2 separate regions of the Homo sapiens genome follow, and region 1 is linked to region 2. Evidence: read pairs that join two places in POLR2A ChIA-PET (ENCODE). Cell type or tissue: PC-9. All regions are shown on one strand. Each heading gives the region's core, and the rest is flanking DNA. Links, peaks and the distances in the headings are about the cores only. Region 1 overlaps GLG1 (golgi glycoprotein 1). Region 2 overlaps GLG1 (golgi glycoprotein 1).

Region 1 (4,396 bases), core at 300-4,299, 100 kb after region 2:
ATATTCCTCTCATTCAGGACATCTGTAAACACAAATAAGAATTGCTCTTGTAGTAGATGTTATGCCCTGTCCTTTCTGTTTTTCTTTCTGAGGACAACAGAGGTAAAGTAGAACATTTTGTAAACAAATGTGCCTTTATCTAATTGGTATTTTTTTGTTTTTGTTTTTCTTTGAGATAGGGTCACACTTTGTCTCCCAGGATGGAGTGCAGTGGTGCAGTCATAGCTCACTGGACCTCAAACTGGGCTCAAGCAGTCCTCCCACCTCAACCTCCCAGGTGGCTAGGACCACAGGGCACACGATTATGCCCAGCTAATTTTTTTTTAAATAATTTTCTATAGAGATGGGGGTCTTGCTGTGTTACCCACACGGGTCTCAGACTCCTACCTCGGCCTCCCAAAGTGCTGGGATTACAGGCATAAGCCACCACCCCCAGTCCCGATTGAGAATTTTAATATAGCATATTACTCTGATTTTAAGATTTCACGTTTTCATATTTCTTAAAGTAACACAGTAATTGTATCACACCAATAAAAATATTAACGTTTAGGTATTTTAAAATGATACGACATGACATACGGGAATGCCAAAAACACAAATCTGATCTTACAGTCACTTACAGTCCCCTGCTTTTTTCCAACACACAGTTTTGTATCCCTAAAAGTAGTTAGTTACTCAATTAAATTCTGCATTCTGTACATCATCACCACCTTGCAACCTGTCCCAAAGTGGTCTCTGTTGTTAGCCCTCAACTTCCCCCCTTTTTTATTAGTATATGAAGTATTTACAGACAACAGATCTGATGCATTTCCCCTTCAAAAGCTCTGTCTGCAATGACCCTCCCTTTCCAGGAAGTGCTAAACATGCTGAAGGAAAGCAAAGCAGACATCTTTGTTGACCCGGTACTTCATACTGCTTGTGCCCTGGACATTAAACACCACTGCGCAGCCATCACCCCTGGCCGCGGGCGTCGTAAGTCTCTGTGTTCACTCTTGATCCTGTCTGAACTCTCTTGGGAAGAGCAAAGACTCCCTCTTAGACATCAGTTGCAGCTACTGTGGTCTGTATGGTCTGTAGTTGTAGCCCAGTCATAGACAACATTCCCTGGGGACCTGGGTGATGCCAAAACTAGACCTTTATGGCATCATGAATTTAGGAATAAGCCTGCGAGTTTGAACTGGCCTTGTCATGACTGGAGCTAAAGATTTGATGAACAGGGAGAATTGAGGTATTTATTAGGGAAGCAGAAGTTAAAGTCATCATCATGGTCCTTTTCCTGGTGCCGAAACTAGAAGCCAGCTTCACACACTTCCCCGGTGACGACAGTGGACTCAGTAGACAGGTTCTGTGTGAGGAGGGAGCCAAGGCAAGTGTGAGAGTTCTTTTTGAGCCACGTATACCCAATAAAACTAATAGAAGTTGTTTGTTTGTATTTTTATTTATTTTTTTGAGACAGAGTCTCACTCTGTCACCCAGGCTGGAGTGTGGTGGCATGATCTCAGCTCACTGCAACCTCCGCCTCCTGGGTTCAAGTGATTTTCCCACCTTAACCTCCTGAGTAACTGAGACTACAGGCACCCACCACCATGCCTGGCTCATTTTTGTATTTTTTAAGTACAGACAGGGTTTTGCCATGTTGGCCAGGCTAGTCTCAAACTCCTGACTTCAAGTGATCCACCCACCTCGGCCTCCCAAAGTGCTGGGATTACAGGCATAAGCCACTATGCCCAGCCTGTTTTCGTTTTAATTTTTTGAAACAAGGTCTTACTATAATGTAGTCTCAAAGTCGTGGGCTCAAGGGATCCTCCTGCCTCAGCTTCCCAAGTATCTGGGATTACAGGTGTTTGCCACCACACCTGGCTCTAAAAATAAGGAGGTTTTAAGAGAGGCTTCGGACGCCAACCCTGGAGGTTACATATCATTTCTCTCCATTGTTGGATCCTGGATCAAGTTTCCTAGTATGTATTTAACTTTGTTGAGCCTGCAGATCTGAATTCTCTGGTGGTTGTGCACCCTCTTCCTCATCTTTACAGAAATTTCTCTATTCTGTACAGTTTCAGGTTCTTCTTATTATTCATTTCCTCCCACAGAAATGTCCTGTCTCATGGAAGCACTGGAGGATAAGCGGGTGAGGTTACAGCCCGAGTGCAAAAAGCGCCTCAATGACCGGATTGAGATGTGGAGTTACGCAGCAAAGGTAATGACCAAGAGAATCTCCTTTTTTAAAAAAACAAAAAAATATGGAACACTTCACCAATTTGCATGTCATCCTTGAGCAAAGGCCATGCCACTCTCCTCGCTGTGGCTGTCCAGCCTCTTTTAGATATCGCACTGGTCTTGTCCTTATTGTGAGACTAGCAATAAGTGCGTTTGAAAACGTGGTCAGGGCCGGGCGCGGTGGCTCGCGCCTGTAATCTCAGCGTTTTGGGAGGCCGAGGCAGGCAGATCACGAGGTCAGGAGATCGAGACCAACCTGGCCAACACGGTGAAACCCCGTCTCTACTAAAAAACAGTAAACATGGTCAGTGTGCTTTTAGAATTCCTTGGCTGCCCGTGAGCCTGGAGCCGTCTCCCTGTGCATCGGGCTGTCTGCAAGGCTTTGCCAGGGCCCTCCTTTCTCATTTCGCCCACTGTTCACCGCTGAAAAGTGAGTCACCCAAAGACAAAAGAGATGTCACACCCATGGCAAAAGAAAGAAATCCAGCCTCGCCTATGATGAAGCTTGCTTTTATCATTTTACAGTCTTTAGGAGAAAAATACATATTTGAGGCCAGTACTCATCTGGTCTGGAACATGGAGAAGAAGGGGATGAAGAAAGACTGTAGGACACTCATGAATGTGTATGATACCCAGGTAGACTTGGGCTAGGGGTAATTTTTCCTACAGAGGTTCAGCCTCAGTGAGAAGAATAACAGTTCTTCTCGTGCATACATTGCTTTGTAGTTTACATAACGCTTTGGTGGACGTATTGCCTGATTTGAACTTTGAAACCCTGTGAGGTAAGTATAATGACTGTTTCGTCACTTTACAGTGAAGGAAACTGACTTCAGAGGTCACGACTTGCCCAGAGTCCCTCTGGTTTTTAGAGCCATGCTTTTGTATTGACTCATATTGGGATAGACATCTGCAGTGGCCTAAGATCAAGAGAGTAATCCCAGGACCACCCCTCCTTCCTGGCCAATTTTATCACCCTTTTACTTCCAAGTCAAGGGTAACAAGTCAAGAGGAACAATCAGAGAAAGTCTTCATAGGTCGACAGCAGGAAGGTACAAGGGAGGGCTCCTGTCTGTCACAGTAGTCAACACTCTCCTCACCCTTCTGCCAAGGGAAGAAAGTTGCCTTTAAAGCCGGTGGCTCAGGGAAGCGGCAGCAGGAGATGCTGCGTTACTTCATTCTGCCTCATTGTGTCCAGTCCTTTGAGCTGTGTATTATTGCTTCAGAGTGACTCAGAGTAATTCACGGCTTGTTTTGTGTTGGCAACTATTGGAGCTCAAATCTCATTCATCTCACGCCTCCCTACTCTGTTCTGTGTACGTGATATGAGCATAGAAACAGCCCAGATGCCTCTGGGCCACACCATCTCAGCAGCCAGGCTGGGATGCAAAAGAATGGGGACATGTGCACCTGGGGACCCTTTTGGTCCTGATTCTGCCATAGCAGGCTACCATCAAGGTCCGTTAGGGAAAGCAGTGGAAAACTGAGGATGAAAGATAGCTGAGGTTAAATTATAAATGTCCACAAGTGGAGGGCGGTTAAATATATTCTGTCAATATAAGTCTTGTTTGCGGTGCAGTGGTGTGAACATGGCTCACTGCAGCCTCGAACTCCTGGGCTCAAGTGATCCTCCTTGAGTAGCTGGGACCACAGGTGCACGCCACCACACCCAGCTAATTTTATAATTTTTTGTGGAGACAAGGTCTTGGCTATGTTGTCCAGGCTGGTCTCGGCCTGCACATTGTTTTTGATGTGGGAAATGCTTATGATATAATGGTGAATGAAAAAAGTCAAAATACAGGCTGGGTGCAGTGGCTCACACCTATAATCCCAGCACCTTGGGAGACCGAGGCAGGAGGATCACTTGAGCCCAGGAGTTCGAGACCAGCTTGGGCAACATAGGGAGACCCCATCTCTAACAAAAAAAAAAATTTTTTTTTTTTTTTTTTTTTTTTTTTTTTTTTTGGGGACGGATTCTCGTCCTGTTGCCCAGGCTGGAGTCCAGTAGTGCAGTCTTGGCACACTGCAACCTCCGCCTCCCGGGTTCAAGCAATTATCCTGCCTCAGCCTCCCCAGTAGCTGGGATTGCAGGCGAGCGCCACCACGCCCAGCTAACTTTTGTATTTTTAGTAGAGACAGGGTTTCACCATGTTGGCCAGGCTGGTCTTGAACTCCTGACTTC
Region 2 (4,396 bases), core at 115-4,114:
CAGCGAGTTAACAAATATTATAAAATCCTAAATTATACTTAACCTTTTTGGTATAATCTTCAGTAATACAGTTCAAACATTTGTGCACACACTTTCATTTTATTATCCATTATTCATAATTGAGCACATGGAAGGCTGGCTTAACACCTGAAAGCAATCTGTTACATTGAGATGCTTCTTTTTGCTGATACTAACACTTGCATTTTCCCCCAAATCCAATAAAATACTCTAATAATTTCACAGAGATGCATCAATGTGGTGATACTGCCAAAAGTGAAATGTTGGTGAGCCAGTACCACCTTCACTCAGTAGCTCAAAAGTTTGTCAGCTGGTGAACACAAAATATAAAATCCACATTGAAAAGCCTCTTAGGTACATAAGTATATAATATATGAAAATCAGACTGTGAAAGTTGAAGACCATCTGTGAATAAAAATGCAAATATTTTAAATTTTTAACTACCTACAGTTTCAGGGTTTTACTGCTTTCCTTATGTGTGTGTCTAGCATTTAAAATTTTTCTATTTTGTTCAGCATATGTTCTTTACAAATGAGTGGTATGTCTTCCATAAAAAAGGACTCATTATCCCCTCAGCACAATCTTCAAGACAGGACACTTTCTATGGCCAGGCCTGGTGGCTCACGCCTGTAATCCCAGCACTTTGGGAGCTGAGGCAGATGGATTACTTGAACCCAGGAGTTGAAGACCAGCCTAGAAAGCATGGTGAAACCCCAACCCTACCAAAAAAAAAAAAGACACACAGGACACTTTCTACCAAGGAACCAGCTGGCTGCTTCCAGATAGCTGCACCAGACTTCTTTCAGATGCTTCTGGGATATGGTCTTCTGACCATGTTCTTTAGCCTCCTTTGCTTCCTGTTACCTGCTCAGTCTCAAGAGCTCCTGACTCAGGCTTTTGGTCTGTTTTCCTGAAATCTTCTGCGTCTGGACTAGTATCTGAATTAACTATGCCTAGAGTTTTGGCCTACTAGTATCTGCAAAGCATTCTCACTTCCACCTGCTCACACTCTTGGGCTAAGTGGTCACCCATAAGTAAGCCTATGCTCTGGCCCCTCCCCAGACCTAAAGAGAGCTTCTTGCCTCTCCCCAGACCTAAAGAGAGCTTCTTGCCTATTTTGCTATCTAAAGACCTCTATGATTAAAATTTTCCTTTAATTGAGTCTCACAGCTTTACTTCAGCACACTTACTATTACATAGTAATGGATAAGCAGGAAATAAAGATCTACAAAAGTCAAACAAATCATATATAGTTATAGAAACATTTGTAATATTTGAGGTAAGGATTTACAAAGCTGTTTTATCAAAGGTCCTGGGTTTCTTCTAGTTTACTTAGCTCTTTATACAATGATTGTAATAACCACAAACTTTTTGCTAACCCCACACCAATTAGGGGTGCTGTTGAAACTGGTCAGATGCAAAAATATAAAGATTCTTTCTACTGCTTATCTTTAATGTATGGGGAGTAAATCTTCCTCCTGCCAAATTATAAAGTACTTCACTGTTCCTGAGCAGTGAAAATTAGAATATATTTTATTTATGAGAATGCATTTAAATAATTGCTGTATTATTTAAAAGCTATATTATTAGAGTTGTTCTTATCAGCCTACATATGGAAATAGTCTGTAAACAGACTGTTACACAGTTTCAGCTATTCTCTTACTCATTGGCTAAAGACTATTAGGTTGTAATAATAATATTATTTTATATATTTTTATTAGTAATAATATTTATTATAATATATATATTTGAGACAGAGCAAGACCTTGTCTCAAAATTATGTATATATAAAATAATAAAAAAATAATAATATTATTCCAACCTGCCACCCAGGTTGGAATGCAGTGGTATAATCCTAGCTCACTGCAGCCTCTGATGGCTAGGCTTAAGCATTCCTCACACCTCTGCCTCCCCAGTAGCTGAGACCACAGGCATGAACCACCACGCCCAGCTGACTATTTTATTTGTAGAGGCATTGTCTCACCAGGTTGCCCCAGAGTGTATTAGATTATTTTGTGTATAATCTGTATATTTCATACTAAAGTTGGTTTAAATAAATTGTTTGGGTTAGCCCCAAACAAAACCAAAAATTTTATGGAAAGAGGTCCATTTTTCCTAGTCAAAGAACTTTAAATTTTCTAGTAAAGTATTTAAAGTCATGATTTATTGTAAAATGGTAAGATAATCAATAGCTACTTACTGTTGCTTGTTTCCAGCACCTAACTGTATATCTTATTGTAATGGATCTTTCCTGTAGGACTATTTCACTTTGTTATAGTAAGAGTAAGAGGGACATTTTGTGATTTAGGAATTTGTAATTAACTGTTAACTGTAATATAAAGTAGGCGATTTATTCTTACCAGTGGCTCATGCCTATAATCCCAGCACTTTGAGAGGCTAAGGTGGGAGCATTGCTTGAGCCCAGGAGCTGGAGACTAGCTCAGGCAACATAGTGAGACCCTTCTCTACAAAAAAATTAAAAATTGGCCTCATGTGATGGCATGTGCCTGTAGTCCCAGGGATTCAGGAAGCTGAGGCGGGAGGATTGCTTGAGCCCAGAAGAGTGAGGCTGCAGCGAGCCATGATCGTGCCACTACACTTCACCCTGGGTGATACAGCGAGACCAAGACCCTGTCTCAAAAGAAAAAGAAAAAAAAAAAGATGAATTATCACCAGCTATAATTGTCTTTGTGTGACTTAGTGACTTGATTTTTCCACAGAAATCTTTTAAATCTTAGGCTAATTGTTCCTGAAACCCAGCATGTTTCTTTTCTTTCTTTCCTTTTTCTTCTTTTCTTTAGAGACAGGGATCTCTCTCTGTTGCCCAGGCTGGAGCACAATGGAGGAGTCACAGCTCACTGTAGCCTTGAATTCCTGGCTTAAGTGATCCTCCTGCCCCAGCCTCCCAAGCAGCTAGGACTACAGGCACACACCACCACACCTGGCCAATCTTTTAATATTTTTTTGTAGAGATGAGGTCTCTCTGTGTTGCCCAGGCTGGTCTTGAACTCCTGGGCTCAAGCAGTTGTCTTGCCTCAGCCTCCCAAAATGCTGGGATTATAGGTGTGAGCCACCGCACCCAGCCTGGAATCCCATTTTAAATGTACTGATGGAGTTGACAATGTCAAGGAAACTTGCGTTAATTTTTAAATTTTGTTTTTTGTGTAGTGGATCCTTTCACAACATGAATAATTGCCCAATTTTATGTTCTGTCAATCTAGGACAGACCACTAGATAAGACAAGATTATAATTTGGGGAGTTGGCTTTCTTGATCAGTTTTCAGTGAAGGAAAAGTTACAATTTGTAAACTTATTTTTAACACCACCATAGTGATCATTTGATCAGTTTGTGAGAATGGCCCATCTGGTGGGTATCTCCAAGCACAGTTACAACTGTTTTTTCTTTTTTCCCGTTTTATCACAAAGTCTTATAAACTGAAGGCAATTATATGTTTTTATTATTTATTTATTTTAGACACAGGGTTTTGCTCAGTCGCTCAGGTTGGAGGGCAGTGGTGAGATTATAGCTCATTGCAGCCTCAAACTCCTGGGTTCTGGCAATCCTCACACCTCAGTCTCCTAAAGCACTGGGACTATACGTGCATGCCACCATGTTTGGCTGCAGTTACATCTTTTTATGTTAGTGTGTGATCTTTATTTGGGCATCTGTCAGTAGGTCCACTGTTGAACAGAGAACTAGTTAAAGTGACAAACAATGATGTCATTTGCTTTGCAAGTTGAGGAAATGAATATTAATTAGATATATCCACCAAAATGTAATTTTATTCATGCACTTTACCAAAGTTCCTTTCTATACAATAGTTCTTTTCTTGGCTGTTCATTTTCATCGTGATTTAATGAAGTCCCATCTGCTCAATTTAAGTGACCATCTTACATTTAGCCAGAATATATTGAGAAAAGTGCTGGAATCCCTCTCATTTTTTTATTTTTCTTTTTTGAGATGGAGTCTTTTTCTGTCACCCAGGCTGGAGTGCAGTGATGCAATCTGCTCACTGCAACCTCTGCTTCCTGGGATGAAGTGATTGTCCTGCCTCAGCCTCCCGAGTACCTGGGGTTACAGGCGCCCACCACCGCGCCTAGCTAATTTTTGTATTTTTAGTAGAGATGGGGTTTCACTATGTTGACCAGGCTGGTCTGGATCTCCTGACTTCAAGTGATCCGTCCGCCTCGGCCCCGCAAAGTTCTGAGATTACAGGCGTGAGTCACGGCGCCTGGCTCTCCTCCCATTTATTGAGGAAATCCTGTCTTAAATCATTTTGTAACAAAGTAGGGTTTAAATAAATAATTCTGAGGAATTGTACACATTGTATTTTTTTTTCCTGACTGATTTTGTGCGAAAGGTAATTCCCTAGTTATC

The links. ChIA-PET counts read pairs that join two places held together with the same protein. Peaks named below come from ENCODE experiments on the same cell type or tissue, not always from the same donor. Only the 100,000 strongest peaks of a DNase experiment are listed, where the experiment ranks them.
Region 1: POLR2A ChIA-PET joins it to region 2 with 11 read pairs; 4 of 35 experiments call an interaction of 5 or more read pairs at or near these places.

What each region holds. Positions count from the first base shown.
Region 1 is chr16:74,454,450-74,458,845 of GRCh38, reverse strand. GLG1 (golgi glycoprotein 1) reads left to right here. Exons shown (of 26, transcript NM_001145667.2): 24 at 852-972; 25 at 2,091-2,197. It also overlaps the pseudogene RNU6-237P. Among named protein-coding and RNA genes, the nearest start is that of CLEC18B, 35 kb to the right of the region's middle. In PC-9, for the core only: no CTCF peak of the experiment used is centred there; no DNase peak of the experiment used is centred there.
Region 2 is chr16:74,554,112-74,558,507 of GRCh38, reverse strand. The region is part of intron 1 of GLG1 (golgi glycoprotein 1); the gene reads left to right. Among named protein-coding and RNA genes, the nearest start is that of GLG1, 51 kb to the left of the region's middle. RefSeq lists a silencer at 750-950. In PC-9, for the core only: no CTCF peak of the experiment used is centred there; a DNase peak (open chromatin) is centred at 1,927.